Regions from separate parts of the Homo sapiens genome. Here regions 1 and 2 are each linked to region 3. Evidence: read pairs that join two places in POLR2A ChIA-PET (ENCODE). Cell type or tissue: A673. All regions are shown on one strand. Links, peaks and the distances in the headings refer to the core of each region. The heading gives the core; the rest is flanking DNA. Region 1 overlaps GNAQ (G protein subunit alpha q). Region 2 overlaps GNAQ (G protein subunit alpha q). Region 3 overlaps GNAQ (G protein subunit alpha q).

What was found. Peaks named below come from ENCODE experiments on the same cell type or tissue, not always from the same donor. Only the 100,000 strongest peaks of a DNase experiment are listed, where the experiment ranks them.
Region 1: POLR2A ChIA-PET joins it to region 3 with 21 read pairs; 5 of 35 experiments call an interaction of 5 or more read pairs at or near these places.
Region 2: POLR2A ChIA-PET joins it to region 3 with 14 read pairs; 3 of 35 experiments call an interaction of 5 or more read pairs at or near these places.

The regions. Positions count from the first base shown.
Region 1 is chr9:77,879,574-77,890,489 of GRCh38, reverse strand. All of the region lies in intron 2 of GNAQ (G protein subunit alpha q), which reads left to right. Among named protein-coding and RNA genes, the nearest start is that of GNAQ, 150 kb to the left of the region's middle. In A673, for the core only: no CTCF peak of the experiment used is centred there; no DNase peak of the experiment used is centred there.
Region 2 is chr9:77,926,570-77,937,485 of GRCh38, reverse strand. All of the region lies in intron 1 of GNAQ (G protein subunit alpha q), which reads left to right. Among named protein-coding and RNA genes, the nearest start is that of GNAQ, 100 kb to the left of the region's middle. In A673, for the core only: no CTCF peak of the experiment used is centred there; no DNase peak of the experiment used is centred there.
Region 3 is chr9:77,814,786-77,825,701 of GRCh38, reverse strand. GNAQ (G protein subunit alpha q) reads left to right here. Exons shown (of 7, transcript NM_002072.5): 3 at 9,932-10,086. Among named protein-coding and RNA genes, the nearest start is that of GNA14, 170 kb to the right of the region's middle. In A673, for the core only: no CTCF peak of the experiment used is centred there; a DNase peak (open chromatin) is centred at 5,181; H3K4me3 peaks cover 789 bases; H3K27ac peaks cover 731 bases.

The sequences.
Region 1 (10,916 bases), core at 3,070-8,069, 64 kb before region 3:
GGCCTCCCAAAGTGCTAGGATTACAGGCATGAGCCACTGTGCCCAGCCTTGCAATGCAGTTTTATGACACGTTTCTAATTCTCATATTTCTATGCCCCCTCTATTTTCAGGATGAAATAAGAACATTTAGAAAATGAATGCTACTAAAGCTTTCTTAGGCATAGCTTAAGTAATGCCAGATGGCTTCGATAAATTATTATGAAGTCTTTCAGTCAAACTCTCAAGTTTTTTAGGGGTCTGGAAGAAGTACTGTGGAGGATTCTAGGAGTATGGTATGCCAACCCAAATAACCAATACAAAGATATGTGCGAATCGGCAATTACATTGGGAACAGAATTAAGATACATTATAACTAAGATAAAGTATTTCAAAATTTAAACATTTAAAATAATTTTTAATAAAGAATAAAGTAGAAAACTTACAAACCCATGTCTATTTGAAGGATTAGCTATTATGTGTTTTGTAAGCGAGTAGATAAAAGGAGTAACTAACTTGTAGTTTTACTTGTTTTTAGTATGCATATTATAGAATGTTTGCATGTAAAATTAATACAATTTGACTTTGACAAACATTTCGGATAACTGGAAAGATGGAAGCAAAAGCTTCATTTGGGATGAAATGTCAGTTTATTAAAATTTCTAGGCCATGATAATTTAAGAGTTTGGGAAAAAACCAAAAGAACAGGTATAAAGATAGTTGTGCATTTGGTTAGAAATAAGCGGTGACGTATTTTGACAAAGAGAAGCATACTAATTGAATACAGTGGGCAGGACTCATTAGAGACTGTGATAATAAAGGGAAGAGAAAAAACAAGAAACATTTCTGCCTGGTATCAAGAAGGACTTAACACAGCAAATTGGAAATGAACTTGCAGCATCACTAGGGATCTGGAAGGATCAACATGTGTCCAATAAGCATTGGACAGTTGATCCTTCTTTGAGAATATTCTGAAAACCCTGCAATTTACAGACAAAAGCAAGATGCTAGAAACAGATCAGAAATGAATAAACATCATAATGAGACATTAAACAGGATTAAGGATTTTTTTTTTTTTTTTTTTTTTTTTTTTTTTTTTTTTTGAGACAGGGTCTGGCTTTGTCGCCCAGGCTGGAATGCAGTGGCAGGATCTTGGCTCACTGCACCCTACGCCTCCCAGGCTCACGCAGTCCTCCCACCTCAACCTCCTGATGAGTAGCTGGGACTACAGGCACGCACCACCACACCCGGCTAATTTTTTTTTTAAAAGATGGGATTTTGCCATGTTGCTTAGGCTGGTCTAATTCCTGAGCTCAAGCAATCTTCCTGCCTTGGCCTCCCAAAGTGCTGGGATTACAGGTGTGAGCCAACATGCCCAGCCTCAGGATTAAGGAATTTTTTTGAAATGTTTAATTCAGTAGGTATGGCATGACTAAGTAAAGTGAAGGAATCAAAAGTTGTTTTGAGGTGTATTTAAAAGATGATATATGGTGCTTCAAAGGAAACTGGGCATTCAAGTTGTAGAATGACAAAGAGGAGTTCAAGCTTATGGGAAGAATGAAAAATTTTTTGATTTTCTAATTTGATTCTAAATGTCATGCTGAAAATGGAATCTCTTCCGTGTCCTCTCCCCTACTCTGAGGGAGCAAATGGCTTTAGTGCTTTGATGCGTCAGACACTCAAGGGACTTTGCTAGACTAATTGTTAGTGAATAATCCAGAGGCTCCCATTCTGCTGCTCTGATTTACAGGAATGATTATTTTCCTCATCTTTCTCATAAACCTCACTTTTTTTCCAAAATCTGACACTCTTCTCAGCCAGCGTTCCACGTGAAGAATAAACAGACTCAGTCTGGATTTTTCAAGATTCAGAGTACTTTTTTTAAGGCAAGCAGAACTCCAACCTTAGGATAACTCAAAATAAGGTTTAAATGGTAAAAGTTCATCTTGTCCTGAGGCATTAGGGGATTGCGACAATGAGTAGACATTTTAAATATTTTCACTCTTATAGCAAGCCACTTTTCTCCTTGCTGCATTTACCCCACTCTGCTCAGGAAAGTTGTTTAGTGAGCTATTACTGCTATACTTTCCTATTTAGATGTTTTCTCTGGGAACACTAATTTTGAAGGTCAAGAATTCCAGAAGTCATTCAAGAATTAGTATTCTGAAATCTGTGTAGTAGCAGGAGGAATTATTGCCAGTGATCTAGAATGAGGATTCTCAAATGTTTTAATCTTAGCACCTCTTTATATACTTAAAAAGTTATCGTGGATTCCAATAATGAGCTTTTATTTATATTTATTTTATTTTAATGTCTATTGATATTTATGTTATTGGAAATTAAAATTGGGACCCCATCAAAACAAGTGTGTGCAAACACCCATTCCATTAGCCATCAGAAAGATGTCATCATTGCATGTCTTGAAACTGCATTGTGCAGTCATGAGAGAATGTGAGCAGTAAAGGCACAAAATGTCTTAGTGTTAGTGTGAAAGTAATTAGGCATCCCGTACCCCCTTCAAGGGTCTCAGCAGTCTCCAGGAGCATCCCGATTACACTTTGAGAACTACTGATCTAGAATAATTGCTAAAAGAATTATTCATGTGCCAGTACTTGGCTCATAATGTCTTCAGTAAATATTTATTGAAAGGGTGTGGACAAAATGATTAAGAGTGCAACAGAAAGAAGCCTTGGGGAATAATAGTGTGTGTGTATATGTATATTAAAAACATGTTATATGTAGCATGTGATATGTTATATATTAATATAACATCTAACATGATTTATAGTCTTTTAATATTTCTAAGAATATATGGTAGAACAATAATAGGAACATTCTGCTTTAACTGGGGGGATTAGAAGATTAATATTCTCTGAATCACAAGCAGGCACTGCTGGAAGTTCACTAATAGTGCACTCCAGCAAAATGCCCACAGTTTATCTGGTGTTCCTTACCTATGTCCATGGACACAAAACTACATATAGAACTGCAGAACCTCTTATTGTCTTTTGAGATAGAAATGTATGGAGTAAAGCAAGCAAATAGTAAAGCAAGCCTAATAGGCTGGGGCTTGGCCCTAAAAACTATTTCCTTATTTTCTTTGATAAATGAAGGTAAAAGGAGTATTAAATCCAGTTTGGGTTTGAAATTACAGACTAAAAGAATAGGTAAATTTGCTTTACTGTCTTCACCCTGAAGTATAGAAAATGAGTCTTCAGTTTTTAGTAACATTGAATGTATCTGCCATTATTCAGGAATCTTGATTCATTAAATCATCAGTCAAAGCAAGCTCAGAGCTGTTTCCCAAACATGGGAGACCCTGCTCAGCTTCTCTAAGCAACTGCATATTTTATTTTATTTTACTTTATTTTATTTTACTTTATTTTATTTTAGAGACAGAGTCTCTCTGTGTCATCCACGCTGGAGTGCAGTGGCGCAAACTTGGCTCACTACAACTTCCACCTCCCAGGTTCAAGAGATTCTCCTGCCTTAGCCTCCAAAGTAACTGGGACCACAGGCACCCGCCACCACGCCCAGCTAATTTTTTTTTTTTTTTTGTATTTCTTTAGTAGAGATGGGGTTTCACTGTGTTGGCCAGGCTGGTCTTGAACCCCTGACCTCATGATCCCCCTGCCTCAGCCTCCCAAAGTGCTGGGATTACTGCCATGAGCCACCGTGCCCGGCTGCGTATTTTATTTTTTTGGATGGCTAACATGCTAAGCTGTATCCATAGCCAGATAGATAAAAGGTTCATGAGCCAGTAGCTTTTCTTTACAGCGTTTTTTTGTTTATTTGTTTGATTGCTTTTATTGTTGTGATTGTACAGCCAAAGATGATATTCAGTTCACAATAAAGTTTATTTTACATCATTTACTCTTTCATTTGTCTTGTAAATACTGTATTGTCAAGTGATAGAAATTTGTCCTACTAACCAAAATATTTCCTGCTAACCAGCCCCCTTTGTTTTAAGCCAATAGAATCCTCTTTTTTAAAAAATTCAAAGCTCATTCCAGGAGTCTGTGGGGCGTTCTTTCTGAACTGTAGCAATTCATAATGCTCCCACTTTCTGGGGAGAAATGGTTGGAACACTAGAGATTAACCACTAAGATGCTTTTTTTTTTTTTTTTAAGAGCATAGCTCTAAATTTAAGAAATCAATTTAATAAAATGTGAAATGTGTAAATATATTTTCTGACAGATTTCTCCAGATTTGTTTAATTTTACAAATTAAAAAATGGCTGTGACCGGGCGTGGTGGCTCACACCTGTAACCCCAGCACCAGAACTTTGGGAGGCTGAGGCTGGTGGATCACCAGAGGTTAAGAGTTCAAGATCAGCCTGGCCAGCATGGTGAAACCCCATCTCTACTAAAAATACAAAAATTAGCCAGGCGTGCCTGTAATTCCAGCTACTCAGGAGGCTGAGGCAGGAGAGTCACTTGAACCCAGGAGGTGGAGGTTGCAGTGAACCGAGATCGTGCCACTGCACTCCAGCCTGGGTGAGAGAGCAAGACTCTTGTCTCAAAAAAAAGGTCCTGCCTTTCTTTTTAAATGCCAGGGAGACTGTATTAGAGCATTTAATAGATCACTGAATTATATTACAATTTTAAACCTTAAGGGGAAGGCTTTTATTTTTATATCAGCATTTATTGAATTTGAATGTAGTTTCAACAAAAGACAAATTTTCATGTTGATAATAACACTTTTTTTTTTTTTGGTCCTTGTTCTTGTTCTTTCTCTTCCTAGTTTTCTCTTTCAATCTCATTAAAAAAAAAAGTTTTAGGGAAATGTAAGTTGTCCAAAATTATGAGTGATTTTTAGTGAATTTGGAAAGAGGCTTTTCTTTCCATCCGTACTGAGACAGTAACCTCAGATTTGGGGCCTGGTATTTCAAACTCTTAAAAGCAAAGGATTGTTTTTGTGGGCTGTAAATGTAGAATGCTGTAGCTACTGGGAAAGTTAAACAGAAATCTAATTTATACTTTTCTCCCTTTCTGAACTCAGTTGCTAAAGCACAGTTAACTCTCAGAGAGTTGTGCTGGACAGGGCCGACCCTGTTGGTATGTGTTTGCTTTTTTCTCCCCTTAACAAATAGAAAGAAAATAGTTCATTAAAACCTACTACCCTCACTTTTCAGCAAAGCTCACTTAGAATTCCAGTTTGTTCTTGGAGTTTTGCTTGCATCCTCATTTTCACCTGGCTGTGTGCCTGGCTGGTCTCAGCCTTCCCCGGCTCCTTGAGCTTGCTGACTTCCTGAGCTTGAGTAGAGTTTAGGCCTCTGTCAGGGTACTCCTGCATGATGAGGCACTGGGAGGTTCCAAAAAAGACCACAACTTTGGGCACATTTCTTCATTGCCCTTACCTCTGGTTTTCTTAGCTACAAAATGAAGGTATGGGACAAATATCTCTAAAACCCATCCGAAACTCTGTTATTACTGTAACAGTAATAGTCCCTGACTTTGGACAGCTTGGTATAGGCCAGGAATCTGTGTAGTCTTATTTAGTCTTTAGAAACCCAGCAGGTGGGTTCCATTATTTTCTCCATTTTACAGATAAAGCTTTGAGAAATGGGTGTATTTCCGCAAGATCACAAAGCTACAAAGGAGAATAGTACTTTCTTTTCAAAATCTCCCTCTCTGAACTCTGACACCTACAAGGGATTGCTGATTCTTGACCAGTTTCTTAACTCACAGTGCCCTTGGGGCATTGACCTCTCCCAGGTAAAATGAGACATTTATAGTTAAGGGAATGCTGATTGAAACTTAGACTATGATGGGGTAGATGGGTGTACTGAGATGCAAACTATGCTTCCCGAGTGAACAGCCACAGCCTGTCCTCCTTAGGAAAGAATGACCTTATTAAGAGCAGCCACCAATGATGACAACAGGTATAGGTGGAGTTTTAGCTTCAGTTTGAGGGGGTGGGGTGGAGAACTTATTCTCCAGGCATCTCTGGCTTTGCAGCTAGGATTCCTAACTCAGATTCCTAACTCCTTATTCACCATTATGGGAAGTCGCACTTTTGTTGCAGCTTGCTTCGTTCATTGTTTTCTTTCATGCTTTAAAATTTTTTCCCGCTTGAAATAAGCCTTCTTTTGGTTTCCTAATAGTCGTTTGCATTTTCTCTTCCTCTGAAATATAGCAGAACAGAGAAGTCAGGCAAAATGGCCAGCAGACTGATTAGAGACAACTGGCACATAGTGGTCCTCAAGGCAGCTGGCTCAGCAGGCAGATTGGATTAGAACAAGCCTTCACACCCCCACAGGGGCTTGCCAGAAGCAAGTGCTGGAGGAGTCACCTACACAGCTTCAGAGAGAATCTTTTTTCCCCTCCCAGTTCCAACCCTGAGAGTGTTTCTGAAGCTATAGAAATGCTAGTAGCTCTGAGCATCTTCTTGGGCTGGCTGTCTCTTTTTGTCAGTTGTTGCATTATTTGCTTCTCACCCAGAGCAGCCACCCATCCTGAGATTTTATCTGCAGTTAGAGAATTCTCCCTCCATTTCTGTTTTGAGGGCATACTTGTTGGTCAAAGACATCCTCTTGTCTTCAGTTAAACCTGTTTTTCTGAAATACCAAAATCTTGAGAAGAATTTGAGAGCCTGTGACAGTGTTAAATAAACTTGGCAGTTTCTACTTCATGAATTATCAAAACTACTTTGGTGGGCAATGAACAGGGAACAGAGACTAGACAGTTTGGATTTGGAGTAAGTGGAGGAAGCAAAGATAGGGTGTGACCACATGGGACAGAGCACATTTTCCTAGAGACCAAAAACTCTGATTGTACCCTGGTCCACAGACTCAGTGCAGAAGCAGGTATATTAAAACCCAAGCCTTATAATAGATACTGGGAATGCCAAAAGCGAGGAGAGTGGGGGCGGGGGCAAGGGTTGAAAAATTACCTATAGGTTCAATGTTCACTAGCTGGGGAATGGATACACTAGAAGCCCAGTCCCCGCCAGTATGCCATATACCCATGTAAAAACATGCACATGTACTGCCTGAGTCTAAAATTAAAACAACAACAACACAGAACCTAAGGTTTGGAAAAAAAAAAAAAAAACTACCCCCTTTTTTCTCTGTCAGAAGTAACCACTGTTCCTCAGCCTACCTAGAAAAGCACTCTACTCTGATTCATAAGTTTCTTTTCTCTAAATCAGGCAATGAGAATGAAGGTACATGAGGTGTCTGGATGTTTTTGATGCTGCTGTAACCATCTGGAGACTCTCATATAGGGCACAGTGTCACTTCCCTGGCCACTGGCAGAGGCTAGGCTAGCTGGGGACACACTGGAGAGAGTCAGGGTAAAGACTTATTTATAGAGAGAAATGGAGAGATGGGACATCAGTTATATTTCAGTTAACTGCTGGAACATGTCCCTACTTAAACTTCCAGCGACTATGTTTTTCCCCGTAACTTAAACAATTTATTTCACTAATCACATCTGTTCTCTTGTAAGATGGTTTCTTGGGTTAGTAAGCTGTGAACTGAAGTGTTTGCATTTTGATTTTAAGAATTTGCTTTTTTTCTCAGAAGGGTGCTAACTCTTTTAGACATGGCTTTGATATATGTGTTTGGTAACAACAATAGACTTATTGGTATGGAAATCATGAGAATAAGTTAAATGCTCAGATAGTTTCCCTCAGAAACAGTAACATATTCCTGTGTATCTCATCTGCACAAAGGCACTTTAAAAATAGTTTATTACAAAAATAATTTAGACAATACAGACAAGTGAAAACGAAAAAAAAAATCCCATCAAGTGTCATTTCCTGATAGGCTTGTGAATACTTCTAAAATAGTATCTTTCTAGTTTTTTTCCTATGCTTTTTTTCTATCTCACCAAAAACTGGATCTCAACACATCATTTTTCATGAACCTCGTGGTGAATACCATTCCATGTCATTTGGCCATCTTCTCTAGCCCTGTGTTAGTGGCTGTGGACTTTCCCATTGTATATCTTTAAACAGCTCGCATAATCAACCCAGGTTGTTGGACATTTAGATTATCTCTGGTTGTTCACCAGTATAAGCAGTGATGCGGTGAAATTCTTGAAAACCTTTTATCTTGCTTGTTTGCAACCTTTAGTTAAATTCTTAGAAGTGTAATTTGCTGGGTCAAAGGTTTTGCCAAACTGCCGTCCAGATGGCTTATTTTTTTAAGCTTCTGGGTTCAATTTGGGTTATTTAAATACAAGATCTGGAACAGTAATTCTCATCTCCCATTTTATTTACCACTTTTCCTATGTTTGGGGAAAGAGAAAAGAACCTCAAATCAACTCATATATCAGCAGGGTCTTCTGGTTTTCATAAAATTATGTATAAAGCTATGGCCATAAACTCATACTGCTGTTTTTTTATTTGTTTGTGTTTGTTTGTTTGAGGGGAAGGGAGTCTTGCTCTGTCTCCCGGGCTGGAGTGCAGTGGCTCGATCTCAGCTCACTGCAACTTCCGCCTTCTGGGTTCAAGCAGTTCTCCTGCCGCAGCCTCTCAAGTAACTGGGACTACAGGCGCCCGCCACCATGCCCAGCTGATTTTTGTACTTTTAGTAGAGATGGGGTTTCACTATGTTGGCCAAGGTGGTCTCGAACTCCTGACCTCAAGTGATCCGCCTGCCACGGCCTCCCAAAGTACTGGGATTATAGGCGTAGGCCACCATGCCCGGCCCATAATGCCATTTAGAAGAATTCTTGGCAACTGATTCAGTCAGCAGCAGTTTTCAGACTTTGATCCTCTGTACACCTTTGGTTAATACCCATAAAAACTCAATGAAGGACAAGAATTGGGCAGAACACAGATTGACTGAAAACACAGCTGTTCTGTTAAAAAATAATCAACCAGCCAGGCATGGTGGCTCATGCCTGTAATCCCAGTGCTTCGGGAGGCCAAGGTTGAGGGACAGATTGAAGTCAGGAGTTCAAGGCCAGCCTGGGCAATATACTATAGCAAGCCCCTGTCTCTACAAAGAACAGAAAAATTAGCTGAGCATGGTGGCATGTGCCTGTAGTCCCAGCTACTCGGGGGGCTGAGGTGGGAGGATCACTCAAGCCCAGGAGTTCAAGGCTGCAGTGAGCTATGATAGCGTCACTGTACTCCAGTATGGACAACAGAGCAAGACCCTGTCTCTTAAAATAATAATATTCAACCAATGGGACACTTTTCATTTATTCACCAGTGAGCTTTTGGCCCTGGCCACGTGCCAGGCAGTGTTCGGGGTGCTTGGGATACGTCAGTGAACAAACCAGACAATGGCTCTCTGCCGTTGTGCAGCTGACATTGTAATGTGTGTCTGTGTAGGTGTGAATATATTGCCCGTTTTGGGGGGGGTGCGGCATAAAATAAATGGTAAACATAATTTGTGTAGAAAAAGGTCTATATTATGGGAACAAAATAGATAGTAGTGTCAGGGGCTTGGGACATATACAGAATGAAGTAAGATGTCAGCCTCACTGAGATACTAGCATTTGGGCCAAGACCTGTAGGTAGAGAGGGAGCATGCTAACTCCTATGGTGAGCCTGGCAGGGACGTGCTGTGGTCCAGAACTTCAAGGTCTTCAAGCTATTTTTGCACACCCATAAGCATAAGCCCAGAATATATTCAGTCCCAGTTCCTACTTCGCTCGTGGTCCTCTAAAGCACTGTCTTCAGCCTCAAACCTGTCATGCAGGGACAGACCCTGGGAAGCATGTCCTTTCCATGCAGTGAAAAATACTCCATGCAGTGAAAAACACACTCCAGGCATAATGCGTATCAGCAGGGGCAAACTAACAGAAAATGAGTTGTTCCAGAAGGAACAAAACATACTTCATGATGAAGGCAAATTGTTTTTCACACTTAGCTAAATAGAATTTGGGATGTGGGGTGCCATGTGCAATTAATGAAGTAGGCTTTCTCAAATGAAAATATGCCACCCTGGGCAACATAATGAGACCCTGTCTCAAAAACAAAAAAAACAAAAAAAAAAAAACAGAAAAAATCATCCAGGTGTGGGGCACATATCTGTAGTCCCAGCCATTCAGAAGGCTGAGGTGGGAGGGTCGCTTGATCCCAGGAGTTCAAGGCTAAAGTGAGCTAGGATCACAACACTGCACTCCAGCCTTCCAGTTTAGGTGACAGAGTGAGACTCTGTTTCTAAAAAAGAAAAGAAAATACGGTCCACCAAGATATCTTGACTTACTGGCTGTCTTACCTGTGTGAGAAAGGGTATAAATAATTCCACTGGAGAGTGGAACTATAAACATTATTACAAATTCCTAAACACTAAAGAATCAGACAGGACATATTTCTGAGCTCTTTCCTTTTTTATGGTGGGGAAACTAAGGCCCAGGGAGTTCAGTGAACAGTTCAGCTGCTTCTCACAGCAGGTCCCTCCTGGGGCCACGGTATTGCCATCAAGCTTCCTTGTTCATTAGAAGAGCTGACTGATTAATACATTTCTAAATACCATCAATTATGAGATAATTTCCTATCACCTTTCCTTGATGTGATGATTGATTTTCTACTCACTAACGTGCTGTGTGGCATGCTTGGACACTAAACAAATTACTGAACTTTGTAATTTTCTTGAAGGAAATGTAATGCACACATAATGAAAACCAGACAGGGGCTGTAAAATACAGCTAACTGGGATTTTCAAGCCTCGCCACATTTCAGAACCCAAAGGGCAGAATTTACTTTTAACCTTAGTGAACTGGTTAGGTGAGATTTTTCAGATATGGTCTGTTTTCTTTCTAGTCACAGTCTAAGTCTTTCGGTTGAATCTCACCGTATCATATCTGCCTCTCAAGGGACTACTTTGCAGTACTTTGCAAAGGCATTAGGTATAATTTTAAAAATATTTTAGGCCTTATTCACAAATATCCATTAGATATCAAGTGATTGCCAAGAAAGTAATCAACAAAACTAGAAGATATGCCTTTGTAGTAAGTCTGGACAGATATTACTCATAC
Region 2 (10,916 bases), core at 3,869-8,868, 110 kb before region 3:
ATTAAAAATCATTGAACTCTACATTTTATTTATTTATTTATTTATTTTGAGATGTAGTCTTTCTCTGTCTCCCAGGCTGGAATGCAGTGGTGCGATCTTGGCTCACTGCAACCTCCTCATCCTGGGTTCAAGCAATTCTCCTGCCTCAGCCTCCCAAGTAGCTGGGATTACAGACATGCACCACCACTCAGATAATTTTTGTATTTTTAGTAGAGACAGGATTTCACTATGTTGGCCAGGCTGGTGTCGAACTCGACCTCAAGTGATCTGCCCCTTTGGCCTCCCAAAGTGCTGGGATTATAGGTGTGAGGCACCACGTCTGGCCAGAACTCTACATTTTAAATGGCTGAGTTGTAGGGTATATATGTGATATCAACAAAGCCGTTATTTAGAAAAAAATTAATTACCTGTACTTTATAAAATTCCTGTGGCACCTGTTATAGTACAAAACAAGCAATAAGTAATGACTTAATTGCCTCAGCAGTAATATTTATTAAGAAGAATATATGGAAAAGAAAGAAGAATACTTCATCATTGGAAATTTTCCCACCTCTATATTCTCAACTCTAGTTTGTGGAAGATCTAGAATATTGTAGCAGTCATTCATTTAATATGTAGTATATTGACAGGCTCTAAAAAAAAGTTGATGGTGAGTATACTTGGGAGAGCCTTAAGTACACAACAGGACAAGAAAGGAATCATTCTAGGGTCAGCGTTAGGCTACAGCTTTTGGTTTTTGAAGCCCTGCCCCAACTCATGTGTGGTGTGAGTGCGGGGGTATGGGTGTGATTTCACAAACCCCTGGAAATATCACCCAACTTAGTGATGCCTAGTGATTCAATATTTTCTTTTTTTGATTTGTTAAAGTATTTTGCATTTAGTTGGTTTAATTTCTGTTAACTTCCTTACTGGTTCAAGTAAGCAAGTACAGTCTATGTGAGGCACTGTTTTCACTAGATGCCTTAATGACTTTTTTATCTTTTCTATGATGAAACATTTCAGGGGGAAGGTTGCATATAAGACAGTTGGTTTCTGATCGTTTTTTTAAAGACTAAAACCATGTTTATTATGCTTCCTCCAATGTTATTTTTATGTATTATTGGGTCGGTGTATTAAAAATAAGGTCTGAGTATATACTGCTATAATTCAGACAGCATTTGTTGGGTCATGAGGCCTAAACCAAGAACTAATCCAAGAGCCATACATTATATCTTGGGTTATGATATCTCTTCCCCTTTAACTCTAGTTTTTGCTTCTTGGATCACTTCATGGGTTGTAGAACAAGAGGAGAGGCTCAATTTAAATTAAGAGGCAAATTGGTTTCACTTCCTCGTTTTTCAGGCAAATGGTAGGAAGTCATCATATGTGCAGGCTTTACTAAACATTAATAAAATGCACCGATGTACTTTCTTTAACTTTACTTTCTCAAGGAGTAATTCTGGTTGTAAGAGTGTCCTTTCTTATTTCCTGCCTGCTTGTTATACATTTCAAGGTGTGATACTTCCGAGCAAAGAGATCCTTCCCTTTGCAGGAAGAAGGCATATTTCCATGTGCAATTTACTTAGTAGTAAGGAAACCCGCATTTATTTATTTTAGGCTTAGGTTGACTATTGCTGTTTCTGAAGAAACTGAAGGGGAAAGATGGGAAGAGAGACTCCTGCTCTGTTACCATTTTGTTGCACGTCTGTTCCTGTCACTGGATTGAATACTGGAGGAACATAGGGCAATCAGGTGAAATAAATTAGAGGACAAAATTTAAATTAATGAAACAGCCCATAGGGTACCTTTTTTAACTGGCTGGTGAAATCGTCTTGACATCAAAATTGGTGGTACCAGATGTTGCGCCTGTCTTTTGGACAGCACATGTGGAACACACAAGAAGCATCTTTGGACTGCTTTGGAGTAATTATAACCTAAAAGAACAGGGACATTTCATGTACCTATCTTCGAAGTTCTCTGAGCATTCGCTACCAAGGGGCAACTTCCTATCTCCAATGGCAAATGTATTGGCTTTTTACAAAAGCTGAATCTTAAAAAATTTTTTGTTTTAGGAGAAGTGAGAACCCAACTGATTTCCTAATGCATCTCTTTATGACGTAGTTGGATTCTCCCAAATAGCCATTTGGAAATGATACTTTCAAGAGTCCTTGCTGGGTGGTTTAATGCCAATAATGAGACCCCCCAGCAGGTACTATGGTTTTTGATCAACATCAACATTTCCCCCCAAGAGAGAATTTTAAACTTTAAAATGTGAACAATGCAGAGGTTTGGCTTGCTTGTACATGTGTGTTCTAATCATGCTCTTTTTCTTCCTTTAAGAAAAGGGAAGTATTTCTTTGGGTATAATTTTCTTATTTTTTTGAGACAGCATCTCACTCTGTCGTCCAGGTTGGAGGGCAGTGGTGCAATCTTGGCTCACTGCAACCTCTGCCTCCAGGGTTCAAGTGATTCTCCTGCCTCAGCCTCCAGAGTAGCTAGGACTACAGGCCCACACCACCATACCCTGCTAATTTTTGTATTTTTAGTATTGACGGGGTTCCACCATGTTGATCAGGCTGGTCTTGAACTCTTGACCTCATGATCCACCCACCTCAGCCTCCCAAAGTGCTGGGATTACAGGCGTGAGCCACCGCACCCGGCCCTAATTTTCCTTTTAACTGACTATTAGATGCCACATGAACAGTGGACTTCTAAAAGTCCTTAAAGGTCAGTAACTGCTCTGCATGTGCAGATTCAGTAACTTTTGTTTTCCATGATACTTTCTGTCTTCCAGATCCTTTTGTGGTTGTATGCGTATTAGGCACACTTGGAACATATATAAGTCCTTCTTAGTATTCTCAATGTCATTATTTGAAATTACTGGGATAATATTAGCCCAGAAAGCATGCCATGTTCTGCAATCTGAAAATCTGCGTATTTTTTGAGACTTCCTAGATCATTGCTTCTCTTAACTGGGGCAGTACTTGGCTGGCTCCCTCTAGCACCTTAATTCCCCTACCTTGAAAGATAATTATTTTTAGAGGCTCAAAGTGAAGAGCCACGTGAGTAAAAGCAAAAAAAAAACTTGACATATTAACCTTGAAAGAAGACTACTGTAGTTTTTAGTCAACTTATTTGAATTATTATTTGAATATATACTAAATACTAGGTGACGTTCTCGTGAGAAATTTAATAGTTGTTAATGCTGTTTAACAATATAGAGAGAGGGAAAATGATCATAAAATCCAACGCTGGAGAGAACCCTTGAGGTCATCCAGGCCAATTCGCTCATCCTCAGCTCTCATTGGCCAAGTGGCTATGTGCGGATCGTTGTCTCCTGTGGGCGGGCTGGGAGGGCCCCTGACTTCAGCTGATGTTCTTTCTGTGCCGCACCTCTGCCTGTAGCTGATCTCTTGATGAATATGCAATAAGGTGGAAAATGGCATTTCAAATCCATCTTAGGCCTTTTCCTCTGTTATAAATGTAATTTGTTGTTCTCTTTTGAGGAGGGCCACATGAGCTGTTCTATCCTGAGGAAGTATTTGCAGGGTTAATAAGGAAATTCAGAGTGCTTTTCAAAAGAGCGTCCCATAATTTCCCAGCCGCTGCATTTTTAAAGTGTGCAATTTATCTTTATGTGTGACCTAATAATCTGGATTGCGTGTGTCACGTTTTTTATTATCTGGAAAAAAAATGTTAAATTCTGTGGGTGGTGTATTAAGTTTGAAGGGTCCTCGCTGCTTAAAATCTGTTATTATTATGACTTTATATTTTTATATCTTTCTGCTTCCCAAATAATGTTCAGGGAAGTCCCGGTTTTCTCTAAAAGAAGTGTGCATGTATCAATGGTGCCACTTTTTTTTTTTGAGACAGGGTCGTACTCTGTCACCCAGGAGTGCAGTGGTACAATCTCAGGTCACTGCAACCTCTGCCTCCTGGGCTCAAGTGATCCTCCCACCTCAGCCTCCCGAGTGTCTGGGACCACAGGCGTGCACCACCCCGTCTGGCTAATTTTTGTATTTTTAGTAGAGATGGGGTTTCAACATGGGCTGGTCTCAAGCAATTCACCCACCTTGACCTCCCAAAGTGCTGGGATTATAGGCATGAGCCGCCGCTCCTGGCCAGATGATGCCACTTTATAAATGTGTGTGTGTGTGTTTGTGTGTCTGTGTGTGGAACTTAGAGACCAACAAGTTTCTTACCTTTTCTTTAGCTAAGGAGATTTATCTCATAGGAAGTGAAATTGCAAATCAGGTTTTGCAGCCTGCTCTGACTCACACATTAGCAGAAGACGGTCAGTCATGTCTGTGTCCTTGCCTTTGAGGCCCAGAGAATGTAGGACACAAATCGCATCCTCTGTTTCATCCTCCGTGGGTAGTCTCCATGTCGATGCAGTGAACTTTCTAGGTGTACGAGAGTGCTTTTCATTGGGATGAATACACATTTCAAACTTAACCTCCTCTCTTTGCAAACTCTTTCCTCTTCAGGCTTCTCTAAGAATCTAGTGCCTCCATCCATCAAGCCAGAAATCAACGAGTTCTCCCTATGTCATCTCCTCCCTTTTTCACTTCATCCATCTCCAAACTATCCCTCCCCTTGTCAGCCCCACACAGACTTTTTTAGGATTTTTTTTTGTTTTGATTGTTGGAATACCCTACTAATTTGTTCTTAACAGTCATCCATTCTTTACCTAGCATAAATCAAGGCCTGTTACTTCACTGGTTCAGACTTTCCAAGGCTGTCCAGTGCACTTAGAATAAAATCCAACTTGTTTCCTAAAATATAATGCTCCAGGTGACTTGGCCATTGCAACTGTAGCCTGTGCTCCTGCCGTGCCTCCTACCTCTGCCATCCAGCTGCTGTGCCACAACCACACTGACCCTCTTGTACCTGCAACATGCCAGCTAAATATGTTCCCACCTCAGCCTCCAAGTCAGCTGGTCAACTGCTTGGAATGCTGTTTCCTTCTAATTTTCTTGTTGCGGGTTCTTGAATATTAGTTTTAATGTACCTTCTTAAGAGGGTATCTCAAAGCAGCAGTCAGGTCACTCTGTATTTCATTGTCGTTTAATTCTTTAGCGCATAGCACTCATCTCCATTAGATATTTTATTATTCATCTATCAATAAATCATCTGCTCACACTTGCATGTTACCTTTGTGACAGTAATGACTGTGTCCTGCATCCTTGATACTGGAAGAATGTCTGATATGCAATCTATATCCAATAAAATTAAGAATAAACAATTCAAGCTAAAAATCTCCAAACACTATGAATTTAAATACTGAAATGCTGGTGATGGTTATCTCAGTTATTTTGGGAATGGAGAATTTGAGTCAGGGCTGAGACTAGATAAGGTGAATAAAAGCACTTGCCACTGGATCAAAACCAAAGGCAGCTTCTTAGGTGCCAATATGGTGCAACATAGTTCTGTTAATGATCCTGTCTTTATTTTATTCTTTGTGAATTTTGGGTATTAATTTTGACTTTTAAAAGTATTGCATTAAAATATTATTTCTCTTGACTACTGAGGTTTTGTTGTCCCCCCACCCAACCCTGCCCTGTAGCCTTTTATCAGACTACTCTCTCATTTTTGCACTTGATTTTGCATTGTAAATTATAGCTAACATTTATTGTCTATTTCCTACCAGGTACTGCTTTACTTGGATTAACTAATTGAAAACTCAGAGCAGAGCTGTAAACTAGGTGGTGGTATTTGCAGATGAAGAAGCAGGCTTAGAGAGGACAGGTAATTTACCCAAGGCCACAGGGCTATTAAGAGGAGGAACTGGAATAGGTAGCATATGCATAATATGTAGGTAGGAATAGATGTATAAAGTGGAAGAGAGATTAGAGTCTTTAACTTCCTGGAATATTTTCACTACTGTTCTTGAGAGTTCTTTTTTTTTTTTTGAGACAGAGTCTCACTCGCTCTGTCACCCAGGCTGGAGTGCAGTGGCATGATCTCGGCTCACTGTATACTACGTCTCCGGGGCTCACGCCATCCTCCTGCCTCAGCCTCCTGAGTAGCTGGGACCACAGGTGCTTGCCACCATGCCTGGCTAATTTTTGTATTTTTGGTAGAGATGGGGTTTCACTGTGTTAACCAGGATGGTCTCGATCTCCTGACCTCGTGATCTGCCCGCCTCGGCCTCCCAAAGTGCTGGGATTATAGGCGTGAGCCACCGCACCCAGTGAGAGTTCTTTAAATAAATTGGCAGTGAGCAAAAGTCTAATGCTTAGGGATGGAAATGCGGACCTGCTGGTTGTGTAAGGAAGAGAAAAAGAGGGAACAGAATGAATGTCATTGAGATGCTTGTAGGACAGGGACCGCTGTCCTACAAGCATCTCAATGACATTCATTCTGTTCCCTCTTCCCATTTTGTTCCCATTTTGGCAACAGAGACCAGTTTTTTGGGCAATTTTTCCAGGGATGGGGGTCGGGTCGGGGGGTTGGTTTCGGGATAAGACTGTTCCACCTCAAATCATCAGGCATTAAATTCTTACAAGGAACATGTAACCTAGATCCTTCGCATGCACAGTTCCCAGTAGGGTTCATGCTTCTATGAGAATCTAATGCACAGGAGGGCATAGCTCAGGCAGTAATGCCTGCCACTCTCTTGCTGTGCGGCCCGGTTCCTAACAGTCCAGTGACTGGTGCTGGGCTGTGGTCCTGGGGGTTGGGACTGCTGCTTTAGGACACTTAATATGCTTCATATATTTTTTTGATCACCATTTAGCAGCACATTAGAGGATATGAAAAAATTTCCTATTGAGGCCAAACACTCCTGAGACCCTGTGACCTTAAAGTATGTAATGACTTTGAGAAAAAGTTTTTTAGTAAAAAAATCACTGCACACCACACATCAAAATATGTATGTTTATTTTGTTAGTTAATTGTAAAAGGTAAAACTTTGAAACCTAGAATAAAATATATATGTTTGAGCCTTTTTAAAGACATAAATGAAAGAAATCACTAAAGGAAAGCTTATATGAATGACTGTAATCGTTTCTTTCATAGTGCAAATTTATGCATCAGTTTTGTCAACAAATGAAAATAAAATGACAAATTGGGGAAATATTTGTAAATGAGCATTAATTTTGTGTTTAAAAACTACATTGTTTTAAAAAACGAGTAGGAAAAACAGCAAGTCCTTAAATAATTAAAATGAAAGGGCAAGTTCATAGAAGAAATAGAAATGGACAAGAAAAGTATGAAGCATGTTTCTTCTCAAAAGATGTAAATTAAATTTAGTTCAGTCTCTCAAATTTGTAGGGGTTAAAAAATATAGTCTTTTCAAAAGTGAGGTGGGGGATGGGTCTGTGGATGTGTCAGCTGGTACAGTTACAGGACTGCCAGATCCTGCACAAAGATTACATCCTTGGTCTAATCACATTTCTATGATACTCTCCTAAGGAAATGGAGATTCAGGCAGAGATTTTTGTTCAGGGGTGTTTATCAGAGCATTATTTACAAAAGCAAAAAATTAGAATTGCTCAAAATGTGTTATGACAGGGTAATTTTTAAATTATCACACATCTTTATGTTGTTTTTCAGATAATCATTATTAACCATTTCTGAAGAATAATTAGTATCAGAGAATAATTGTCATAGTATGTTAAGCGAAAAATAACAATAAAGTATTGTTGCAGGTTTTAAAAAAAAATTTTTGTGTGTGTGACAGGGTCTTGCTTTGTCGCCCAGGCCAGAGTGCAGTGATGTGATCTCTGTTCACTGCAGCTTTCGCCTCTTGGGTTCAATTGATTCTTCCATCTCAGCCTCCCGAAGGAACTACAGGCGCACATCACCACACCGGGCTAATTTTTTTTTGTATTTTTAGTAGAGACAGGGTTTCACCATGTGGCCCAGGCTGGTCTTGAACACCTGACCTCAAATGTTCCACCCACCTCGGCGTCCCACAGTGCTGGGATTACAGGCATGAGCCACCGCACCCAGCCTGTTGCAGTTTTATTTTAGAACAAGAACAGGAAAAAGTACATTTACCTAGAAAAAAAAGACTGGAAAGAAATATATCAAAATGTTCAAGTTTTAAAATAATTTTCTATAACAAATATTTGTAAGTTTTATTAATAGAAAAAATGTTTAGTGTATGAGGACACAAGATCAGGAGCTCTGGACAGATAAGAGACCTTGGTAGGTTCCAGTCTTACCTTCTCCCTCATTAGCTGTCAACCAGCAGAATCTTTGAATGAGTTGGTTCCCTCCTTAATGAAATCAATGGGTTCAGGGCTTCTCACACCTTTTCTCCAAAATACATCCAGAGGCAGAGAGAGTGAACATGTACTCTTAGGGGAAAGAATAGGAATAAGTTGAGCAGATTGGCTCAAAGTAACTTGCTGAACAAGTTTTAGCATGAAAATTCACATAAACTTCCTGTTCTCCAAATTATACTGATGCTAGTTTAAAAAAATTTTTAAATTGAGATATTTATATACCATAATTTACCATTTTATTTTTATTTATTTATTTAGAGACAGAGTCTCACTCTTGCCCAGGATGAAGTGCAATGATGCGATCTCAGCTCACTGTGATGTCCGCCTCCCTGGTTCAAGTGATTCTCCTGCCTCAGCCTCCTGAGTAGCTGAGATTATAGGCGCCTCACTACGTCTAGCTAATTTTTGTATTTTTAGTAGAGACGGGGTTTCACCATGTTGGCCAGGCTGGTCTCGAACTCCTGACCTCAAGTGATCTGCCCACCTTGGCCTCCCAAAGTGCTGGGATTACAGGTGTGAGCCACCATGCCGGACCTAAAATTTACCATTTTAAAGTGTACAAATTTATGTTTTTTAGTATATTCAGGAAGTTCTGCAACCAACTGATGTTAGTTTTTAATACACAAATGTTTACTACGGGCACTCCAAGAAAATGCTCTTGTACCTTTGAATAACCTTGTATGATCAAGTGACTCTTCTGGGAGGATTTTACCACACTGAGAAGTCCAGGACTGACATGACCTTCTAATACTTTCAGTGAATGAATTTTCAATGTGTTTTGCCTGTCTTTTCCTTTAAAACAACTTAACTGGATTAGTTATTATTAATAGTCCTGGTTACCACTAAATTACATGTCCAGTTTCCACTTGTAGTTGGTTATACTAAATTCAGTTCTGTTCTGTGTTAAATTTTAAAAATTGTCTGGGATCTTCTGCACGACCATGCTGGGGACAAATGGTTAATTGTATTCAACTCTTGCCCTCAACAGACAGTCATGAAAAGACGGGAAGTTATGGCAACTTTGGTCTTAGAGCTGCTGTGTTTCAAATGCAGGATTTTAATCTAAGTAGAGGAAAATGTGCAGAAAACAGAATACACATATTTTAAAGTAGATATAGCCTGGAATGTGGACAACACATGGATTGAGTTTTGACTCAGTGTTATTGAATACTTTTTTCTTTGCAGGTGTGGATTGATGATGTGCTTATTGGTAGAAAATTTCTCCTTAAAATTTCTAGTTCTACTTCATCCAAGTGTATGTGAAAGTAGCCCAAGTTCAGATGAGGTGGTGCTGAGATTTCATGTTTCAAACTCCTAGCTTAAACCAGTGGACCTGAAGTACAGTTACTCTATAATTCAGCTCCATGAGTCTTGGGTTTTGTTCTTGGCTGTTGTTTATCTGGGTGCTGACCAATTAAGAGAGTGGGGTGGGGGCATTCGTCCTGAGCCTTCCCATTCATTAAGATCTTCAGATTAGACTTCTGATAGTTTGACAATATCTCCAGATACAGTCATGAAAGGCCCTGGCAGTGTGAAATAAATATATTCATTGTGTAACTTTAAATGCCACAGTTTTGGTAACTGTTTTGGCATAACAGAGACCCTTGAAAAAAAAAAGTAGAAGTGGTATGGGCTTCCCTCAGTCTGTGAGAGGCCCTGGTAAGGTGTGTTTTCTGCCCCCACCCCCTTTTTTTTCTTCAGAGTAAAGATGATAAACCATGTAGACCCTTGAAGTTCCTGGTAGTATTCAGTGATTGTTTTCCAGAGCCCTTGTATGGAAATGGGCACCACCATCCTTCGGAGCAGTGGCAGTAATAACTGACATTTTTTAAGCATTGAGCAATGCTTCTGTATATGTGGTTTGGCCTTGGCAGCTCTTTTGATAACATAATAGCCCAAGAAGCCAGTTTAAGTGAGAGAAGGAACCAATGAGTCCACGATTGCTTTCAACAATAAATGCTAATTTATTACCATTAAGAAGGTACATATGATTGGATTTAAAATGGTCATTTTACTATTTGCAGACTATATCATGCAAATAGGCAAAATAATCATTGTAAACATATATATGGCTTATGTGAATCAGACACATAGAGTAAATACAGATTTTTGGCAGAACTTGTATGTGGGAATCCTGTTGTGTTGAAAAGATCTTGGGGGGAAGAAAAGGCCTAAAATGGAAGCATCAGATTGTGTGAGAGTGTGTGTCTAATGTGATGTATTCTAACAGCTTACAAATTGATGCACTGTATCATAGTATATTGAGTTTGTGTTTGATGTTTGTTCTGATGGAAGGAGATGTGAATGAACTGGAGATTGCTCTCTGTGCTTTATCCTGATCTAGCGAATAGGGAAGAAAAATTAGTATTCCTTATAGCCAATTACGCACACTGGATGAAGTGGCCTTCTCATAGCATGGTTCTTAAATAGTCTCATTTCTGGGTAATCTCATTTCTGGGTATTTAGATGAGCTGAGATAAGAAAAGGCAGAGTACTTGCCTGAAGGTACAAATAACTTTTATGGGGATATTTTCAAGTCATATTTATATAGGCCATTGAAAGAGCAGGGTTTTTTCTGGGACTCACACCCTTGTGTGTGTTCATTTGCTTGTTAAAGTTATTAAATGACTTGATTGGAGATATATTTAAATTAGCAAAAATGAGATCCTTATCCCTCCCCTAGATATTTTATGTAAGGGCTTG
Region 3 (10,916 bases), core at 2,378-7,377:
CACTTTGTATTTCTAGATTCTGCCTTTGCAGTTAAACAGACTTCTCACTTTACACTTGGTTGAGTCTGATATCCCTTCCCAGATGCATTGTTAACTGCATCTCTCTTTCAAAGACAGCGTGTGGGCATTCCTGCTAATATGGAGTAAGCTGGGACAAAAGTGACTAGGGGCAGCCAAACTCTTCCAGTCTGAAAGATGGTGGAGAAGCATGTGGTGCTGCTGCCTTTACCGTCTGCTTGAATCAGCTAGTCATGCTATGGTCTGGCGTGTAGGCTGCCAGGTCCACGAAGACACCACACTTCTGTGAGTAGGGTCAGTGGGCAGTTGCTAGGTGTATGTGAAATGTGTGTGGAAAATGAAGGCTGAAGCAGTCTTACTGTGGAGGTATGAAAGATTTTGCTTTATCATTTATTGTTTGGTATAAATCTGTTGTATTGTTTGATAATGCTTTTATTTTGCAGCAGATCTTTTTGGCCATAATAAGTTTTTTTAGAAACTTGAAAATGCATGTTTAACAAAAAATTAAGTACTGTATTTTTGTTTCTAAAGAAAGTTGATAATGTGTAATTCATATAAAATTATTTATCAGTACTTAACATTCACCATTGTAGCCATGAATATAATCAACCACACAAAATACGAAAGACACAAATCTTCTGCTTCAAGAGTTCGCTGTTATTTTCAGAAGACTGTGCCCAAAGATGACATTTTAGCATGTGCAGCAGCAGAGAATGCATTTTTATATCACTCTGTGAAGCATGACTTTTTGTTTAGATCAAATGACTTTCTTTCCGAGTTAATTTAGCTCATTTTTATTCCAGGTTTTCTTATGCATGTACAAAAAAATGAAGCAATAGCAATTAATCTGTTAATTCTCTTAGCAGAAGAAAAACTTTGCAGGTAATTGATGGTTTGTTTTTTCTTCATTAATTCATGGAATCGAGATGAAGCTTTTAGAAGTTCATGCTGATAAAGTGAAATATCCAACATGGTTTTGATTGCTACAGTAAATGCTTTTGCTTCTTTAAAAAATTTTAAAAGTCATTGTTCAAAGTAATGTATTTTGTGGTAATGATACGAGTATAATTTTTCATGGAGCATAGTGTCATGGTAAAATACTGTATGTATTAAATTAATAAACTAGTGGACCAGAAATATTCTTAGAATAGTTATGGCTCACACATAAATCACAGTTGTATCCAAACAAGCTGCAATAATCTATTTATGAGTTTCATCTCCTAAACATATTTGTGAAATAATACTATTCTGAACTAATACCGAAAGATAGTTCTATGAAAATATTTGAACTGAGATATTTATGTCTTTCCATTTGAAAAACATAATAGAGTGAGATTACTTACCATTCAGCAGACCTTGTTCTAAGCTTACCAAGTATCTGAACCAACAAGAGAGGCCGTTTCTGAATTAAAACTATTAAGGTCTACCAAGAAGAGCATGGTTGAAAATGTTAACAGTTTCAAATTTATTGACCTAAAATAGTTAAGGCAATTTTTAAGAATGTTACAAACAATTCTATGAAATAGTTAAATACATAATATGTCAATATTGAAAAAATATAGTTCTCTGAAGGATGTTAGGGACATGATGTTAGAAAGAGATATGGCTAAGAACATGACTAAAGTACATGAAGGTACCAAGAAAAGTATTTCTGCTCATTTTTTACTTTAAAATCTACATTGATTTATCAAAAGTTTATATTTTAGGAAGATTTTATATTTTGAAAAATTTTTTAATGTGCACACTTCCTTGAATAATATCAATGTAATAAAATAGATTTGCTGGTCAATAAATACTTTAAAGACATACAACATTGATATGGTTTGGCTCTGTGTCCCCACCCAAACCTCATCTTAAATTGTAATCCCCACTTGTTGGGGGAAGGGCCTCATGGGAGGTGATTGAATCGTGGGGACAGATTTCCCCTTTGCTGTTCTCATGATAGTGAGTGAGTTCTCATGAGATCTGATCGTTTAAAAGTGTGTGGCACCTCCCGCTTCTCTGTCTCTCCTGCTCTACCACGGTAAGACGTGCTTGCTTCCCCTTCACCTTCCACCATGATTGTAAGTTTCCTGAGGCCTCCCATTCATGCTTCCTATACAGCCTGCAGAACCGTGAGTCAGTTAACCTCTTTTCTTCATAAATTATCCAGTCTCAGGTAGTTCTTTATAGCAGTGTGAGAACAGGTTAATACAAACATTAACTGTTTTGGTAGCCTTTTTAATACTCAAAAGTGTTAGTAGACTATAACTATATTATTATACTCTCAGTGGAAAGTTAACAGTTTCTCAGCAGTGGTCCAGGTAACTTTTTACACTTCTTATCTATAATATTTTCAAAATTTGGGTCTTTATTTAAAGTGACAAATTATATAACTTACTACAAAAAAACCAGGCCTTGTAGGATGTGAGTTATTTTCCTTCCCTTCTTCCTACTTAAATTCTAGGCCAGGCGTGGTGGCTCACGCCTGTAATCCCAGCACTTTGGGAGGCTGAGATGGGCAGATCATGAGGTCAGGAGATTGAGACCATCCTGGCTAACACGGTGAAACCCCATCTCTACTAAAAATACAAAAAATTAGCCGGGCGTTGTGGCAGACGCCTGTAGTCCCAGCTACTCAGGAGGCTGAGGCAGGAGAATGGCATGAACCCGGGAGGCGGAGCTTGCAGTGAGCCGAGATTTGCCACTGCACTCCAGCCTGCCAGCCTGGGTGACAGACCAAGACTCCTTCTCAAAGAAAAAAAAAAAAACAACTTCTAAATGCTTCATTACCGTTTTTCATAGGATAAAGAGGTATTGTTTTTGTTTCTTTATTTTTATTAATGGAACAGTTTCTGGCTCTGTTAAAGGGGCATTTAAGCAAGGTATTCTAAAAGCTCTATTCCTTCCCCAAGATTCTAGGAAAGTGAGCCTTTTACTTTCAGTTTTTCCTAACACAATTTCTTGAATGTCTGAAGCTTCAGTGGTCAGATTTCACATGGGATGTTCCAGAAAGATGATATTCCCTATGTAAGACTCTGAAATTCTTGGGAGCATTTGGGCCTTTTTTTTTTTTTTTTAATCAAAAAGCTTGTTCTTTTTATTTTTTCGCCTGTCTGAATTCTACCAACTGAACAGGGAAATCTTCTTTATCTGTTTTTCCTGTTGTCAAATAAAATAAAATTCCAAACCAGCAGCAACATACTCCTCTGGTTAATGAGATTGTAGGAGCACAGACATTACAAAGGACTAAAATGATTAGGCTTTTTCTGAGGTATAATATCAGGAAATGAACCACATAACATTATGTGATCTCAGAAATGAAGATGATATGAATCTATAAAGCAGGCATTTACCTATTATGCCAGGGTGGGGAGAAATCAGTCAATGAGTTGTTTTGTTGGTATAAAATCAACCTACAGTTGGTTGTTAGGGGTCTCAGTCTCTAGTCAGTGTTTTCAAAACATGATTTAATTCACCAACAGTCTCGTCAACAGATCTGGAGGCAAAAAAAGCTTCCATGGTCAAACAAGTTTGGAAAATTCAATAATATCCCCAATGCTAGGCTCATGGATTTATAGCACCTTTCTAGGTAAGGGCCATTGCCTTTTTATAACTTCTGTGTTCTGCAGCACAGACCTCTGTTTGACTATTTATAACCATTATTCTCCCCATTCTCTTACTTGGACTTCAGAATCCATTTGTCAAATACCTATTAACATTCCAATTAACTTAGTTTTCCATTAACTTAATTTTCCATTAATTAATGTTCCTCAGATATTCTTTGAAAGTAGTCATACAGACCATACCCTAATTGTTTTGAATTTTAATGAATATGCATATCTTTAATCTCTCTTTTCAATTTTTTTAAATCAACTGTGACTTTGTATAAACTCTCTGAAGATAAACTAGTTTTTTTGGTGGTATTAATAATGCATACATACATACACACACACACACACACACACACACACACACACCCATACTAGGATAGTACAACATCATAATTATGAAGATAATAGTAGAACTTCAGAGAGTGCAAAATTTTAAATTGTACCCCAAGATTTTATAGACCTGAAGGCAGTGTTCTTTGTAATGGAATTATGTAATTATATCAATCAACATACTCTGGAAGTGTTTGATGTAGGTTTTGCCATGCTGCATCAAGCATCTGACCTACAATGTCATTGATACTGATAATTATGACATTACAGACAAACATGAAAAAGGAAAATGTTAAGCAAAGAACCAAATAGAAGAATATTTACATGGAAAATGGTAGTGGTAGGGCCAAGAAAGAGATTGAGTTCTCTGAAAAGAAAAAAAAATATATTTTAAACAATAAAGGAGGGGTATTTCCTTTACCCAAGAAGGAATCCCCATTCTATGTTAGAATGAGCAAATAAAGCCTATAGGCCAGCAAAACCAAGAGGAGAATTGTAGTTCCAGCAAATGTTTTTTGGGAAAGACAGTATAACTATAGTCATTGATTATCTTGGTGACCATAATGGAGATTAAAAATAAAAATCTAATGATAGAAGAACAAACTTAATAATGAGTTAATAAATCAGTTTGTGAAGTCTTAATGAAAGGATATGTGGCAGTTTAATAAACTTTCTTCTCTAACATTGTAATCTAGAACATTGTATTTAACATACATTCTCTATTTTTCCTTTTCATCATTGTCTTGTGTATTGTCTAACACATGAGCGATAAATATTTGTTGAAATAATTATTAATGGTACTTTTGAGATACCACAAGATTTCATAGTAATTATAATATTTTGTACTAGGCATTTTAGAAACATCTCTTTTACTTTTCCTAACAGCCCTACAACAAATTGTTCCATCTTATAGATGAAGAAACTGAGGTTCAGGAAGGTTGAGTGACTTGTCTAAAGACACAGGGCTGGTACATGACAGAGTTATTATTGATACCTGATTTGGTCTCAGGCTGTTCAAGTTCTTCCTCTTTGCTACTGTGGTTCCCAGAATTACTAATTTGAGATTCAGTAGTCTCCATCTAATGCCAAGTTTAAGAAGGACATGGAAGCTTAGTAAAGGAGAATCAGTAGATCCTTACCACTTAAAGACTCCACACAGAAGATCTTTCGTTTTCATGAGGGGCTTCAAAAGGCTGTGTCATGTAGTAATTTCTAATTTTGCTGAGCCACATGTTGAATCATAAGTGTGGAGAGGCTGTTTTATGGGAGTGAATCACTCACAATGAGAACCCAGCCAGCAGCAGTTCAGTATGACTTTGCTGTTCTTTGTCATTTATGCAGTAATGCTCAGAAAAAGATAAAACAACAACTGTCACTCTGCATATAATGCACCTGAAAGGTCAGGGTTCAGGTTCTAATGAAGTCAGAAAACGTGAAACAGTCTGATAAATACAGTTCACGTCCAAGTTTTCTGCAGGAGATTTTATGCTAAGCAGTATTTGCAAATTTGAGAACTCAGAGATCTATTATCCAGTCAGGGCCTCCAGACTGTAATTTCACATTTGAGCAAATTTAGGCTTCAGTGACTTTCCCAATGTCACAAGAATCTAGTAGGTATTTGTACCATGGTTTATATTTTTTGTACTATTTTTCCTTTTTTTTTTTTTTTTTTTGCATTTTAAATAACTAGTAGCCTTAAGTGTCTGGCTCTTCTTCGAGTATTTTATATGCATTCTGTAATTTATCCCTCTAAAATAAGTGCTATGATTACCTCCATTTAATGGATTATGAGAGGGAGGTAATTAGGAAGCAGAGGTTGAGGATGTTAAATAGCTTGTACAAGATGACAGTCAGCTAGTACTGGGTGGAAGTGGAATTACAACACCAGCAGTCTTGTCTCAGCATCCATCATTTCACTCTGTACTTCCTTTGAGCAGAAGAAAACAAAACCAAAAAGGCTGAGGGTTTTTTTTTTTTTTCCACAGTCCATTTAGGAGTTGGTGATTTTTTTCTTTAGAGTCAAGTGCCAAAAGGAAATAAGCACTTAGAAAAAAAGTAGGAAGATGTGTGCTGCAGTTCAGAATTGAGATGAAGTCTGATGCTGGCTTGCACTTTTTCTGATTTTGAGGTCTTCTGTGTGTGTTGGGCATCCCTTCAGACAGAGCAGGCCTAATAAGCTGGATATTTGTGTCTAAGAGCTTCCACAAATGTGGAAGTTACCATTTGGCTTTCTACTTCTGGGTAGGTGTGACATTCCAGTCTAAAGCCGCCTTCAGCTGTTAATGAGATTTTGAAAATCCTTCCAAAGTGACTATGAGGTCTTTTTCATTTCACCTAAAGGCTTGGCCTGCTGTGGGCTGGGTAAGACCCACTTTGGTAGGACCTCAGTTCCTCCTTCCCTTTGCAGAAGCAAACATGGAAACATCAACACATCGAAGATTTACCTGAATTTTATGACGACTGAATCTGAAAACAAGACATTACCACATTGGCACATCTTGCGGTTTCCATGTGGTCTTTCCCTAGAATTCTGCCAGAGTTCCTGAGAGTAGCTACTTAGTTCTCACAATGTTCCCTCTAAGCCTTGCCACCAGCTTGCTAAGAATTCTGAAAGCTAGCATTCATCATTATTTCCACCCAGTATATTTTAACTGTAACTTAAAATGAAATAGAATTATATTTTACATTTTGTTTATGTGATTCATTAAATCATACTAGGTATTTTTGGGTGTTTTTTTTTTTTTTTTTTTTTTTTTTTGGAGAGATGGTATTTCTCTCTGTTACCTAGGCTGGAATGCCGTGGTGCTATCATAGCTCACTGTAACCTTGAACTCCTGGGCTCAAGTGATCCTGCTGCCTTAGCTTCCCAAGTAGCTGGGACTACAGGCACATACCACCACGCTCAGCTAATTTTTCTGTTTTTTATAGAGATGGGGTCTTGCCATGTTGCCCAGGCTGGTCTTGAACTCCTGGCCTCAAGTGATCCTTCTGCCTCTGCCTCCCAAAGTGCTAGGATTACAGGCATGAGCCAGCATGGCTGGCCCTCCCTTGCTTTTCTGTGCACAATGTTCAAAATAAACAAGATAGTCTGTTGTAATTGACTTGTTACTTGTAATATTTGAGGTGAGTTTTTTCCTTTTCATCATTGTCTTTTTCATTAATAATTGTTTAATTTAGCTTAACTACTTATAATTTTTACTACTATTTCACATTCGACATTTGGACAAATAGAAAAAAAGTATCTAATTTATCTTCCTACTCTAACATACTAGAAAATATTGTTTCCACATACAGAACTTTTTTTTTTTTTTTTTACAAAAAATTGAGAGTATTGCATTTCCATTGGGAACGTTTATATGCACAATTTTAAAAATCTGTATATATTTTGTAAAATGCTGTCATACTTTTAAATAACTTAGAGAATCTGAGATGAAAGCTCTTACATAAATGCAAATTATGGTTGATTATATTTGAATGTCATTTTCCAAAACAGCAAGGATGGAATGAAACAACAAAGCTTAGGAGGCAGTAAAAGTGACTTAGAAATTCCAACCTAGGTGAAGGCAACATGGTGATTGCTCTGTTTTTGAGGGCAATATTCTCTCTCAGTTTTGATGGAGGTTGACTTCTGAGTAACGGGTTTATAGCAGAGACAAATATAACTTACACTGTAGAGGTTAATTTGAATTCAGAGTCAACATGAAACTTTCTCACAAGACAGTTTTTTTTTGTTTTGTTTTTGTTTTTGTTTTTTTTGTTTTTTGCAGTCAAAAGAAAGTAGCTTCTTTTAACTGTGAACAGCAGTCACAGTTTTTAAAAAGTGCCATGTTTATTTTGTCCATGCTGCTTTTCCTTGGAGGGATCATTCATCTTCATCTTCACCCGCCAGCTAAATCCCACCTTCTCTCTGACACCTCGTTTGACCTCCTTGGTCCGTACACAGTTGCACTTAACACCATCCCCATGCAGCATCGCTCATGTGCGTATGTAACTGCATTCTGTTCTATATTCTCAGTTATTGTGTGACATAGTAAGTTCTTGTTTTGCTCAGTGGTACTGGGTGCTCCCAGAGGGACAGTGTCTTAACATTTTGGTGCTCTGTGCGTTGTAGATGTATTCATTATATATTTACAATCATACAGCTTATGGCTAGATGAGCTCTTTGGTGATTTGGTTTAATTGCCTTTTCTTATGAACACAGAAAATTAAGTTATAAAGAGGAAAAGTAGTTTCTCCTAAAGGTTATGACCAGTGTTATGGGTAAAGCCAGAATTAGAAGTTAGAATGCCTAATTTCTAGTGTAGTTCAGTTCCTCCCTCCCTCCCTCCCTCCTTCCCTTCCTTCCTTCTTTCCTTTGTTCCTTCCAACCAACCAACAAATATTTATTGAACATCTACCACTTGCCAGGCACCTTGCTAGGCCCTGATTATGCGGTGTTGAGCCTATCTTGGAACTTGGAACTTAAACCATGATTAGAGAGAAAGACAACAAATATTACACTGCCTAAGAGGCAGAGCACAGCAGTGGGGATTCATTGAGGAGCCAGTGATGCTCTGTTTTCAAAGGGCGAGTCTCAGAGGGGAACGATGATTGAGGTGGGCCCCACCTGGCGTGGGATTCAGGAACAGGACTCCAGGCTGGTAAGATTGTGGGTGGGAGAACACGGAAGATTGCCTACACAGGGACTCAGTACAGAAAGCAGCTACAGGGATTCATTTTCCAAAATCAGAATACCAGCAAGAGCTAGGGCTTCTCAGTTACTAGATCCGATTGTCACAGTCAGAACAGAACAAATAAGAAAGGTGATTTCTTCAGTCTTAGTGTGTTGAGCTTCCTAAAACCTTAAGTCAAGATTAGTCTATTGGCATGGGGCCCTTCTCACACAAGAGAAAGGAAGGAAGGTAAAGGCCTAACATGGATCACATTTATTAAAATTCTATCTGCTTAATACTCTTGTGAAATGAATAGTTTGGCCATGATGTCATCATGATAGCCATTCCCTAACCTTGTTTAGAAGTTTGTATTTCTATACAAAATCAGGATTGTTTCAGTAATTATCAGCCATCTGCCTCCAGTGTCCAACACAATTAGTTATTTGTGCTTAGTTGCATATTTATGTATATATACTTTGTGTGTGTATATATATATGTGTGTGTATATATATATATTGCATTCCATAAACCTTAGTTTGATTTGGATTGTTAGGCAGTCGTGTATTCCGGCTAATTTGAGGGTTGACCATAAAATATTTTCATTGCAATCTTATTTTTAAAACATTTTAATCTCTTTATCTCTTTCCTGCTAAATGAATATAGCCAAGTTATTTTACATTGTTAAAAAATTGAATAGGGCGTACTCAATCTGGTAATATAGATAAGGCAGATACAAAACAAATATTTTGAAAGTTTGGGTGCATAAGAGTGGAGGGGTAATTGTCATTGTTGTCCAGATTAAATTATTACTATTAATTGTTCTTCTAATGGTTTTACGCCCTGTCCTAAAAGTGAACTAGAGAAGCTAATCCTGATTAGTTGAGGATTCTGATTGAGTTTCTGCTTAGACATACAACACCCATAAGCTGGCTATATTATATGTTTGATTATAATAAACTATAAACATAGAGGGGATAATTACTCCTGCCTCCTTTTCTTTTAATAATAACATTTTAGGATTATGATAATATGTGAAAATAGTGGTATGTGTAAGCATAACATTCTTATTGTTTTGATGGGAGAGCTGAATACGCCACCTTCCTCTAGTTTCCTCTAATCAATTCTAAGTAGCATCAAGGTTTACTCTAGAGGGAAAGATTTGGGACTGAGTTCTCTCTAAGAAAAACAAAAAATATGAAACATGACTTTATTGTAAACCAGTGTAAAGACCAGTATATGAAGGAAGGTGTTACCTGAATTGTATATAATGTAATATGCAAAGCAAAGAAAATTTGGAAAGTAATAGGGTATTAAAACTGCCTTTTTTTATTTAAACAGGCTCATGCACAATTAGTTCGAGAAGTTGATGTGGAGAAGGTGTCTGCTTTTGAGAATCCATATGTAGATGCAATAAAGAGTTTATGGAATGATCCTGGAATCCAGGAATGCTATGATAGACGACGAGAATATCAATTATCTGACTCTACCAAATAGTGAGTATCTTTCCAGGTGGCCCTATGGATTTTTCTCTTTACTTCCATGTGGAGGTTTTATGATTATCATAACTTCTTTATTCTGTCCTGTATATGTCATATATGATTAAAACTTTAAAAGTTAGGGAATATAGATATTGAACTTATGCCAACCTCATAAATCTAAATTAGGTTATAAAGGACTGGTATCATGAGTCAGGGAGAATATTTCTTTTACTGTTTTCTGTTTGAAAAACAAACTGAAGACTCTAGGAATCTGATTTCACCAACCTGTCTCCTCCCCCAAATTGCAAACTAGCAATTCTCACATATGCCATTGTGATTTGAAATCTTGTAATAATAATTTTTGATAGAAAATCCAATCTTATTCATGTGCTAGAAAACACCTACACACATTAGAAACTGCAAACAAAAAATATGTTTGATTATGGCTTCTTAAAACATCAGACTTCCTGGTTTCCAGTTTTCAGACCCAGAACTTGACTGCTTTCTGAGAGCCACTATTATGTTGATGGATAGGTTTTCCTTTGCGTGAAAATTTCATGTGAGTCTAATTTTGCATACATTCCAGAATTATTTTGTGAGCTGTCAGTCAGACTCATGTCCTGGGAAAGATTTACATCCTAGAAATCTATTACTTCTCTAGAATTAAATCTCACCTAACAGAAAGGAAGTAAAGATTTGGCAATCATTGGATTAATGTGATCAATGTAGTCAGCAATGTAGATAACCAGGCACCTGAATAGTGAGTTTTCTTTTGGTGGTATTTAGCCAGGTTTCTGTGTACATTAGTTATATTAATACAGCATCTGCCTCTTGTTTTGGATCTG